Regions from separate parts of the Homo sapiens genome. Here all the other regions are linked to region 3. Evidence: chromatin contacts called from ENCODE Hi-C or POLR2A ChIA-PET data. All regions are on one chromosome and are shown on one strand. Each heading gives the region's core, a stretch centred on a gene start or an enhancer-like site at or near the end of the contact. The rest is flanking DNA. Distances are from core to core; before and after follow the strand shown.

Region 1 (3,799 bases), core at 769-3,268, 150 kb before region 3:
ACGCTCCAGGAGGACACGCTGTCTCCCCAGGTCCATCCATCGTGTGTGTGTGTGTGTGTGTGGCGGGTAGGGGAGAGGTGCTGCGGCTCGAATGTTGGTTTCTGCCATAACCATAATTGAGAGTGAAAAACCCGGGCCCTGGGAGAAAGAAGCCAGTCCTGGTTCTGAGTGTCAGCGGCAGTGCAGATGAGCTCACCCGGGGACCAGAGCCATTTAGAGGATTTGCAGATGGAACTTCCCCTCGGGGTCCAACTGTGAGTCACTGTGGTTCCTGTCCCTGCAGCGGGCTCCATCTCCAGGCCTCCCACTTCACCCTGGGACATTATGGTCGCTGGTCAGACCTCATGACTCACTTGGACTCTTGAGCCACCTCTGGGGGTGGAGTCTCTCTCCTGGCATCTGGACCCTTGGTGCTATCGACGAAGCTTGGCTGGCGCTCTTAGCTGCTATGTGCAAGACGTGTGTCCCAGGGAAAGCCCCTCTCTCTCTGCAGAGGTCAAGTGAAAGCCACGGCCGCAGCCAACAGAGTTCAAAATGCAGGCTTGGAAAGTCCAGGGGGCTCTGTGGAGGTGAGACAGCCACAGGCTGAGCTTTCTGAGCCCTTGGGGTGAGTTTGGCTGTGATACCTGAGAGATGGGGGAACTAACAAGCGCCGGGTTGCAGTGTCGTCCCATGCAGAGGAGCGAGCAGAGTTCACCCAAAAGGCCAACGGCTGGCAGGGTGTCACGTTTCCCACCACACCCGGGGCTCAGCCTCTGCTGTCATTTCTCCTCCTTGGTTTTCATCTTCTAAGGGAAGAAATAGTGTCATCTTTTCTCAACCTGTCAGTCTCACACCTGCCTGGAGCCCCTGGCAGTGAGACACCCAGTGCTGTTTAATCTGATGTCATCTCTGTTGATTGTCTGTTTTAGAAACCAGGTAGCAAGAGGGACTTTCTGAGGATTAAAAAAAAAAAAGTAAATCCCCAAACTATTTCGGGGAGGTTTTTTTTTTTTTAACCTCCTGTTTTTTAGTTTCATTATTTCTTTTTCTCTTACATACACTCTTTTTTAATTAAGAAAAATTAATTTTTTAAATTAAAAAAGACCAAATGCACCCCTTGGGTTGAGGAGTTATGAGAGCAATGTTTAGGGTAAAGGTCAAAGGTGAGATGGATGTCACTGGGTCTTGGGCATGGGTACCCACCTGCTGGCAAACATAAGAGAGGCCATACGAGAGTGGGGAAAGAAGGGTTACTGAAAAATGCATATGAGCTTGTTTTCTCTAATGATGTTTATTTGTTGTCTATCAGGAGATTAGTCCTGAGAGACTGACACCAGAGCCACCTGACGAATGTGGGTGCTCAGAGCCTTGGACTCGATGACCTACCTCTCCTGCCTCCCACCTGACTCCTGAAGTAGGGGAGTGTATTAACAGTCACAGGCCTCAGTTTACCTGCTTTCAGCCTCTGCCCTTCCCGAGAGGGTTGAAGCTGACTTGCTGCATCGCAGTTTTGTCCTTTAGTTCATCAGCTCTGGAACTTTCCACTTCTGGTGTTTTTGGTTTCCAAACAGAGGATTGAGGACGTATGAGAGCAATGTTTAGAGTAAGGTCAAAGATGAGGTGGATCTAACTGGGCCTTGGGCATGGGCGCCTACCTGTCAGACTCTGTCCTTCTCAGACAGCTGCCCAGGCAGGAGCTGCCTCTTGGGACAGTGAGTGGGCCATCTCCATTGAGAGAGTAGGGGGACAAAGGGAAAAGGCAGGGACTGGGTCACTCCTGGGGATGCTGTTTGACATAGACCATGAGGGTCAGCCCCACTGGGCCTGGCTGACCTGGTAGATGGGTAGGTCTAGGGTATGAACATGGATATTAGTTGGCCAGGGTGTGAGAACTTGTGTGAAAGGGTCGGCCCCTGGGTGACTCAGTCTCCTAGCAAACTATAAAAGGGAAGTGACTCATTTCCAGCCCTGAACAAGAACTCCTAAGGCTAGGCCGCCAGCACCTGTCTGGGACGTGGTTAGTTATTAACGCTGCCAGTAAGAGTGTCATGGGAACCAAACGCAGGCCTAGATGCCTGGAGGCAACTTGGCTTTTCACAGCTTGCAACTGTCCACTCACCTTCCCTTGCTGTGGCTCCTCTCTGCCTGACCCCAAATGCAGAGGAGCCCCTTGAACTCTTAGTTGCTGGTGGCTCCCCAGGTGCCTCTTGAGGGTGCAAATTCCACAGGGGTTGGGGAAGGGGGAAAAAGAAATGGGTTGGTCAGGGGAAATCACAACTTTTTTTTCTTTTTTTGTCCTGTTTAGAAGATCAGGTTCAAGTTGCCAGCCAGACTCTGGGCTTCCAGGAGGAGTGGGCTGTGGATGGCCTGGCCTCATTTGCATGTCCCTCTCCTCCCGGCCCTGCAGGTGCCACCTCCTGAGTCCTGGTTCCTGCGGCTCCGTCGAATCTGCAGTGAAGGCCTTTGGGAAGCGTGGGTTATGTGGGTCCAGGGGTCCCATCCTCCCGTGGAGGCCCTTGACCTGAGGATCACTAACTCACACCCCACCGACTTCCGGCCCCCAACAAGGGCAGTGTTCCTCTTGCTCCATTCTGCTCTGAAGTCCCCCAAACCGCTTCCTGGGGCTGCTTAGTGAAATACAAGGCTCATCTCTGAGGACCTCTACAGGGCTGGTGAGTTGAGCCAGGAGTTCAAATCTGCTCTGCCTTCTCCTTTCTTTCTCCACGTCTGGAAAAGTACAGAATGGGCAGCTTCTCCTCTCAGATCCCAAAAGGCATGTTTTACTGCTCCTGGGGGAGGCTCAGCCTGGGCACAAGCTATGTCTACTCCTGCCAGGGCCCTGCCCCTCCACTTCCAAACTGTCAAGCAGGAGGAGGGAGGATGATTGAACAGAAAGACACAGGAGTTTTAGTGAGTCAGGCTCCCCAGTGTCCAAAAAGGGACCCAGGGCCCAGGGGGAAGAGACATCCCTGGTATTTGTTGCCACCTTTGTAAAACCCTCAAGTGCTGGCAGGCAGCACAGAGGGAGTGGCGATGCCACTTGCCTGCCTAGTCTATGGGAGGAATTGGGACATGTGCTCCCTGGGTGGCCCTGAGCAAGCCATCGAACTGCTCCCCCAGAGTTTTCCCCATCTGTAAAGTGGGAATAATAACAACACCTGTCCTGCTTACTTGACAGGGTTTATGTGAGGCCGGCTGAGATCACTGAGCATGTGACAGGGCTTTGGGAGTGGTTAAGGGCCACCCAGATCGGGGTTGAGGCACCGGGGTGCTTATGGTGATTAGCAGCAGAGCAAGGCCTGAGGTCTGTGCTCCCCAGGGAGGGTGGCTTTACAGGCACCCACCTGCGGCTTAAGAGCTTCTTGGGCCTCCCACGGCTGATAAATCACCACCGGGTGGGTGTGCTTTGTCTGGGCTCCAGCATGAGCAGACAGCCTGCCCTTGGCAGCTGCAGAGAGCAGCTCCTCTGCCTTCTCTCCCTTTCTTAGTGGGTTGGGCAGGCGCAAAAATAGATCCCAGAACCCCATCTCTTAGGTTTTGCCAAGGGACCCTCCAACTGCTCATCTAGACATTCTGGTGGCATGGAGTTCCTTTCTCAGGTCACATAACCATTGGGGGTGCTGATTTAGGTGTCTCCTGGCATAGGATTTGCCCTGGTTTATCACCTGCTGCTTCTGCTGCTGCTTTTTAAAAAAATTGAAGATGGGGTCTCACCATGTTGCCCAGGCTGGTCTTGAACTCCCAAGCTCAAGTGATTCTCCCACCTCAGCCTCCTCAGTAGCTGGGATTACAGGCTCATGCGACCATGCCCTGCTTG
Region 2 (3,595 bases), core at 377-2,876, 190 kb before region 3:
CTTGCTGCAGTGAACCTGGTGAGTTAATTTTCTTCTCATCAGTTTCAGTGACTACCTCCACAAAACACAGAGAAAATATTTACCTGTCTCATATGTTAATATGAGGATGAAAAGCCGTTTTTCCATGTCAAGTTCTTTCATGGAACAAGTGCTCAATACATGGGAGCTATTATCACGATTATCATATTCTTTTCAAAAGAAAGAGCTCTCTCAGGGTTTCCATTTAAATATTTGATTCTAGACCAGGAGTTGGCTAACTACAGTCTGTGGGCCAAGACCGGCCTGCCACCTGTTTTTGTACAGCTCGTGAGCTAAGAATCCTTTCCACATTAAAAGTTAAAATCAAAAAAAGGAATATTTTGTGACATGTGAAAATTATATGAAATGTAAATTTCCAAGTCTATGAATAAAGTTTTATTGAGACTCAGCTATACCTGTTCATTTGCTTATTGTCTATGGGTGCTTCATGCTACAATGGCAGAGTTGAGTAGCTCCGATGGAGATGTCATGGCCCACAAAGTTGAAAATGTTTACTCTGTGGTCCTTTACAGAAAAAGCTTGCCAGTCCCTATTCTAGATGACTGATTATTAAACAGGGAGTGTAGGAGTAGGTACCTAGTACAAAAATTGCTGGGCTTAATGCTGATTGGAATAGAGTTCACTAACAGTTGGAAAAGAAGAAAATGCAAGTATCTTTGGTATTTTAAAATAACAGAAGTAAAAAGGAAACAGGGACTGAGTTTTTGAGAATCCTGTACTGTTGATGATGTCACTTTTTCAGAAGTAATCTCTAAGTTTCAGTACACAGGCTGTAGGTATTTGCAGAGGGTGTGTGTTCTAAGATTCCCTTAAGCAGGGAACTCCCTAGGCTGTTGAATGGGTCAGGGTGGGGGTTGACAGTGGGGAGTGGAAGGGGGAGGCTTGACTCATGTCCACCCTCCTCATCCCTCTGCCTTTCCACAAGTGGGAGCTGCCTGTAGAAACAGAGCATTGCTTAAGAAGCTCAAGTTTTATTTCACCTGTTGGGTGTATTTGTCTGTTTATACTCTGCCTCATTCCACTTTCTTCTAGAAAGGATTTAAGGCAGCCAGGACCCTTCAGTGTCAAAAATCCCAGATCCTAGAAGAAGCAATGCCTAGGGGCTGTGTTTGAGGGGAGTACGCAGAGTGAGGTGTCACTGATGATTTCAAAGAGGTGACCCTGGAGCTGAACTGTTTTTCAACGAAGGGAACATTCTTTTCTTGCCTTTATCTCTCTGTCCCCTGTCACCCCGATCTCTGCTCCCACTCCCAACTCCTCAAAGGGCAAATTGTGTTGCCTTGGGTCTCATGGAGGAGAGAAGGCAGGGACAGAGAAGAGTCTGCCCGAAGCAAATGCCAATCCTTGCAGAGTGCCGAGCGAGCTGGGAGCAGCGGTGAGCTGGGTTGAGGGGCAGCCATAGGAACAAGCGCAGGGAGAAGGCTGAGTAATGGACGGGAGGCACAGTGGGTGACAGGGCTGAGAGCACAATTTATGAGTCACCCCGAGCAGCTGCTCTTTGCCCCAGGGGAGCAACTCACACATTCCCAAGGGAGCCAGTGCCTGGGAGACGTGACGTCGTTGTCACTGGGAGAGGAGTTTCAACCATGTGTGGCTTCGGAGGAGCTTGTTCCCATGGGTAACACCCAAGATTCTCAGGATGCAAAATCCCAGCCAAAAGGAGATGGGGCTCTAAGACTTCTTGTGCATGCTTGTATGTATGTATGTATGTGTGTGCAGGTGTGCATATGTGTGTGTGTGCATGTGTGTGAAAGAATGTGTCTCCTCCATGCTGAGACCTCATTATTAACTGCTGATCTGTGCATCCAGGGTGGTAAGAACTTTCATCGTTCATGGAGGAGGTGGTGGCTCTGTGACTAATAGCCCGCCAGTCCGTAGCCATCCCAACATTTTTCTCAAGGATGCTCCCTCCACAAAATCCTGCTCCAAACCCATGATTTGCATGAAACATTCCCTGTTCAACCACGACGGCTCCTCATCTGGCATGTACATTTGGATCATGGTTAGAGGGGGCTGGCCACCTCTGATTGAATTCAGAAAGCCAGCCCGGTGCCGCCCACTGACTCTCTCCCAGGCATCAGCCTTAAAGTTCTGGCAGCTATTCCCAGCTAAATGGGTGCATCAGGCCTTCTTACTGCATAGATAGTTAATAGGGGAAGGAAGAGAGCTCACTCACAGCCTCTCACTGCTGCAGTTTGTTTTATAAACCTGATAGGCACACAGCAAACCCAATGACCAGATACAATGGAAGCAGCCTTTCCTTTTGCACTGTCACCAGCCGTGGCTTTATAAAACCGTTGTTTTTCCTTACCTGGGAAGCCCTTGGGCTGTCCCTTACTTCCTTGATAAGCCAGGCAAGGACATGACAACCTTTAAAATATTGTATCTCTGTGGATAACTGAGCCCAAGAAGAGGAAGGATCTAGTGTATGCCTCCTTAACAATGAAATGAAAAACACAGGGAGCCAAAACCAAGTTTAAATGAGGGTCAGTGGATAACGCATGAACTGGGAACACAATTTGGTTGGGGAAGCTTGTCTATCCGTGGTGTTTTCTGGATAGCTGTTTTCCAGCACACACAAGTATACAACACTTATTTAAAACAGGCCAAGTGCGGTGGCTTACACCTATAACCCCAGCGCTTCGGGAGGCCGAGGCGGGAGGATCACTTGAGCCCAGAAGTTCAAGACCAGCCTGGGCAATGTAGTGAGACCTCATCTCTACAACAAATTTGAAAATTAGCTGGATGTGGTGGCACACACCTGTGGTCCCAGGCACTTGGGAGGCTGAGGCAGGAGGATTGCTTGAGCCCTGAAGGTCAAGGCTGCAGTGAGCCATGACTGTGCCACTGCACTCCAGCCTGGGAAACAGAGGAAAACCCTGTCTCAAAGAAATAATAAAAGAAAAGAAATAAAACAGACTTCCCCAAGAATAGTAAACCACAGTTACAAGTTCATATTTGTAAGTTTATTGTTTTATTGAATCTATTTTTTGGGGTGGATACTTGTTGATAGTCCCTGTGGGTACCTGGGATGTTCCTCCTAGCATAGACGGCAAAAATTTCCAGTGAATTCCTCATTTCCTCCTGTTTCTTTGTGAATGCCCGTAGCTTTAAGGGCCTCTCACCTCCTCAGAGGCAGAGGAGGTTTGTGGACTGGGTGCTAAGCTAATACCCAGGAACTGAATTTTGTTTTGTTTGCTCCACCCACTCTTGGGTAGAGGTGCCGATAGGATGGCCACACTGTGGCCACAGCAAACAGAAATGACCAGCACTACCCAGATAGGAAGCACACGTGCCCAGCTGATCCTTCGGTCCTGGGGAGCTACCTGAATCTCATGGGAAACCCACTTTCCTTTTTCCCCACCACAGACTTGGCTTTCTGCTTCCTTTCTGCTCTGCTCTTTCTGAAAATGCAAATGTGTGTTGGGCAGATCTCCTATGCAGGGAGATTGGCAGAGCCCCTAGGGACACTTGACTGACCAAGGCTTCTTCGTGGAGAGCTGTTTTCTGGTTTATTCTGTCTTGTGATCGATAGGAAACACTGGCCAGGCTTCTT
Region 3 (3,830 bases), core at 899-3,398:
AAAAGCCTATATAGAGAGCAATGGAGGTCTTGGATTCTCCTGGCTATTTTATTGTATTGCTTTTCTAACTTGGACTTCTAGGCTGCACACTTGAGGCATCAAACTTACCTACATGCAGAAAGATTGGCCCAGTGAATACCCATACAGGGATTTCTGGAGCTCTCCTAAAGAAGGACAGGCAGCCTTTAAGCAGGATCAGAATCTCACTTGTCAGAGTTCTGTGAGCCACACCAAGATGGGAATTAGGAAGGGAATCCAGAAGGTAACGCTGGTGGAATCTGATGGAGTCAGTTCTCCACTAGTCAAGTTCTCCACTCTGCACTTCTTCACAGTCTCTCTGGACTAGTAATACGTTTGTGAAATATAAACTTTTTTTTTTTTTTTTTTTTCAGACAGGGTCTCGCTCTGTCACCTAGGCTGGAGTGCAGTGGCATGATCTTGGCTCACTGCAACTTCAACTTCCCAGGCTCAAGGGATCCTCCTACCTCAACCTCTTGAGTTCCTGGGACCACAGGCATGCACCACCATGCTCTGCTAATTTTTTGTATTTTTGGTAGAGATGGGGTTTTGCCATGTTGCCCAGGTTGGTCTAGAACTGAGCTCAAGAGATCTGCCTGCCTTGGCCTCCTGAAGTGCTAGGATTAGAGGCATGAGCCACCACGCCCGGCCTGAAATATAAACTTAATTCTCTTATTGAGTATAATCAAGACAGGGTATTCTTTTCCAAAGATAAAACGCCAGAAAAGTTACAACTTCTGTAGATGTGTGTCTTACATTTACAATAGACAGGTGCCAGAAATCCATGTGTATAGGAAAAGTTTGAAGTTGGTGAATTTTAATTATATTTGGTGAAATTGTCAAAGGAAATTCTTGATGATTTCTCTGTAAAGTGCTCTATTTCTTCAAATGTTTCTGTTACTGAGATTTTTCTGCCTTTGGTTGGCTTGGAATTGAGTGTCCCCATAGCTTAGAACAAACAAAAAGTGAACTGGGCCTAGGGAAAAATCTGAGTAAGCAAAAAAGATCTTTGGCCTCAATCTCTTCTTTTGAGATTTACTTAGCATATTTGGGATATGTGGATACCCTTTCTCCTGGTCTTTAAAATTGCTTAGGTCATATTTTTTCTTTAGAAATAAAATGCTTTTGTCAGGAATTCTTCATTTTTCTTTCTTTTTTTTTTTTTTGGAGACAGCATCTTGAGGGCAGTGCCACCATCGGAGCTCACTGCAGCCTTGAACTCCCAGGCTCAAGCAATCCTTCCCACCTCAGCCTCCTGAGTAGCTGAGACGACAGGAGTGCGCCACTATGCCTGACTATTTATTTATTTATTTTTATAGAGATGGAGTCTCACTATTTTGCCCAGGCTGTTCTTGAACTCCTGGGCTCAAGTGATCTTCCCACCTCGGCCTCCCAAAGTGCTGGGATTATAGGCATGAGCCACCACGCCTGGCCTATTTTTCATATTTTGGAAGCATCTATGGCGCAGAGACAGCTAAGAAACAAAGAGTTTCTATAATTACCTTTAAAAAGCATTTTGACCCCTATTTTTTGAGACACTCGACTTCTTTGCCAGCTCTGATAATAAACCCCGTTTTTGACATTCAGGGAGCAACTCAACAGGAAGAGGAAGCAGGAACTAACCAGAAGAAGACTGTGGGGATACTGAATGCAGAGGGAATAAATCCATTGTAGGTGGCCCAGGACCTTCTGACTCCAGGTTTGAGTCAACATGGAACTCCCAGGATGCTCCTCACTTAAGGAACTAGTGGCACTTGTTCTTTTGTGGGGAGAGGGGATAAAGAAGAGGGAAAACCTTCTCCTCTGGTCCTTCCTAGGCTCTAACCGATTTTAATATAACTCCATTCCTGGCACTATGGTCCTGGAAGCCAAAAGTGAACTCTTTTCTACTTTGATCCTTAGGGAAATTGGAGCAAATCAAGTTGCTTATTTAAAAAAAAAAATGTCAAGGGTGAGATTCCCTAGGGTGCGGTGTGAGGATTGTACTGGAAAAGGAGGAACACAGTCCAAGCAAACACTGCTGAGAAAGTCTTCCAGCTGGTTGGGTTCCTAATAGTTTCTCTGGGCAAAGGGGAGATCCACTGTCAGATAAAAAGCAACTCATCACCCTCTGAGCAGCAGCTGGGCAAACGGCCAGGCTGGGGAGAACAATGATTTCCTCGCTCTTAAATTTGATGATTAGTTCATATTTATTGGAAGCCTGTGATGCATTTAGCCTTGCAGCCAACGTGCAGAAGGAGGCAGCCCGATGGGATTCATTTTTTCCTATTCAGTTTTTCCAGTTTTCATCAACTGAGTCAGCATCTCCCTAGTTAAGAGGTGTTGAGCTGAATCTCATCTGATCCGCCTATAGCTACTAAAATGGCTCTTAATGCCTTCCCTCTGATTCAAGCCCCCAGATCAAACTGGCCTATGCATATCCACCCTCCCCAACAGCTCCACCCTTTCCTGCATCTCCATCAATGAGATGAAATGGCCTATTTCACTTAAAATACCTCCATGATTGTGGGTTTCTCATTACTGCCTGTAAACAGACCTCTCTAGTGTTTAACACGTTACTTTAATTAGCTTTAGGGATAGAAGGAAAAAGAGAGGGTATCAGGGTCGGGGGACAGGTTTTCCTTTTTGTTTTTGTTTTGTTTTGTTTTGTTTTGTTTTTTTGAGACAGAGTTTCGCTCTTGTTGCCCAGGCTGGAGTGCAATGGCGCAATCTCGACTCACTGCAACCTCCGCCTCCTGGGTTCAAGCGATTCTCCTGCCTCAGCCTCCTGAGTACCTGGGATTACATGCGCATGCCACCATGCCCGGCTAATTTTTGTAATTTTAGTAAAGATGGGGTTTCACCATGTTAGCCAGGCTGGTCTTGAACTCCTGACCTCAGGTGATCCGCCCACCTCAGCCTCCCAGAATGCTGGGATTACAAGCCTGAGCCATTGCACCCAGCCTGTTTTTATTATTTATTGAGTGTTACTGTCTGTTGGACTCCATGTTGTGTAAATTCTCTTGCTCACTCCTCACAGCTTCTTTATGAGATAGACCATCTTATTGACTCAATTATACAAATGTGGAAACTGAGGCCGAGAAAGCCTCCATGGTTCCTGGGAGGAACCACTCTGGTACTGCCTCTGTGGCTTCGGGTCCTAGCCACAACTTGGTGTCCCGAAAGGTCAAAAGCCAGGGGAGAAGTACTAAGGGGTACCTTTGGTGTTTGTTTAAGAAAAGAACTGGGGAAACTGATCATAAAGCTCAGGTTTATAGAAATGTTTATAAGGCCAGGTCTGACATGCAAGGCATCCTGAAGCTTGAGCATCCATTTAAAGCATGCATGCTTATGTTTGAATTTGCTCCTGAGACCAAATTGTGGCTCTCTTATGTTCAAATTGCACTTTTCACCAGTGCATTAAAACACCAGTTGCTGATAAACTCAGCCCAGATGCTCCCAGGAGAAGAGCTGCTTGTTCACTTGTTGAAGAAGCTAGTAGGCCGTCTGGAGGTTGGGCAGTCTTACCTGGTCAGATGTGTTGGTGACTCTCCCTGGGGATTACTGGTTCTGGTGGTCTCTGAGGTTGACCCTAATGCGAATTGTTTCATCTCCTCTATTTTGCCCATTAGATGAGCTCTGGATGAAATGATTTGAATATGAATAAGCGCTACAGGGGGTTTGCAAATGACGCCAAGATTTTTGCAATCCATTGCTGTTTTTCCTTCTGGGGATAAAGTGGGTGGTGGTTTACAGCCAGGTGCAGTGTAGTTTATAGACTGCCAGTAGTAGTGGAGGCCAAGAGTAGAGGGAGCTGATAATAACAAACAGTA

What was found. Hi-C counts contacts between places; a loop is a spot of excess contacts on that map. ChIA-PET counts read pairs that join two places held with the same protein, here RNA polymerase II (POLR2A). Pooled maps may share reads with other maps.
Region 1: a map of heart left ventricle shows a loop between it and region 3 (5-fold over the local background). The contact joins two enhancer-like sites. A Hi-C loop is called at or near these places in 5 of 168 maps with a recorded cell type or tissue (PC-9, colonic mucosa, heart left ventricle and 2 more), 6 of 37 single-sample maps with no recorded cell type and 3 of 50 pooled maps. POLR2A ChIA-PET finds 5 or more read pairs at or near these places in 1 of 52 experiments (HEK293).
Region 2: a loop to region 3 is called in a map of PC-9, with 4 times the contacts of the local background. The contact joins two enhancer-like sites. A Hi-C loop is called at or near these places in 1 of 168 maps with a recorded cell type or tissue (PC-9) and 2 of 50 pooled maps. POLR2A ChIA-PET finds 5 or more read pairs at or near these places in 2 of 52 experiments (MCF 10A and Panc1).

What each region holds. Positions count from the first base shown.
Region 1 is chr17:72,419,555-72,423,353 of GRCh38, reverse strand. LINC00673 (long intergenic non-protein coding RNA 673) reads left to right here. Exons shown (of 4, transcript NR_152516.1): 3 at 2,288-2,654. Among named protein-coding and RNA genes, the nearest start is that of LINC02003, 79 kb to the right of the region's middle. RefSeq lists enhancers at 165-474, 555-964, 1,578-1,707, 1,758-1,817, 1,208-2,407. Within about 2 kb of position 2,018, at least 15 of the 41 ENCODE cell types and tissues checked have a DNase peak (open chromatin) inside an H3K27ac peak, as active enhancers do.
Region 2 is chr17:72,463,647-72,467,241 of GRCh38, reverse strand. All of the region lies in intron 1 of LINC00673 (long intergenic non-protein coding RNA 673), which reads left to right. Among named protein-coding and RNA genes, the nearest start is that of LINC02003, 120 kb to the right of the region's middle. RefSeq lists an enhancer at 1,534-1,743. Within about 2 kb of position 1,626, at least 12 of the 41 ENCODE cell types and tissues checked have a DNase peak (open chromatin) inside an H3K27ac peak, as active enhancers do.
Region 3 is chr17:72,268,999-72,272,828 of GRCh38, reverse strand. No RefSeq gene overlaps it. Among named protein-coding and RNA genes, the nearest start is that of LINC02003, 72 kb to the left of the region's middle. Within about 2 kb of position 2,148, at least 2 of the 41 ENCODE cell types and tissues checked have a DNase peak (open chromatin) inside an H3K27ac peak, as active enhancers do.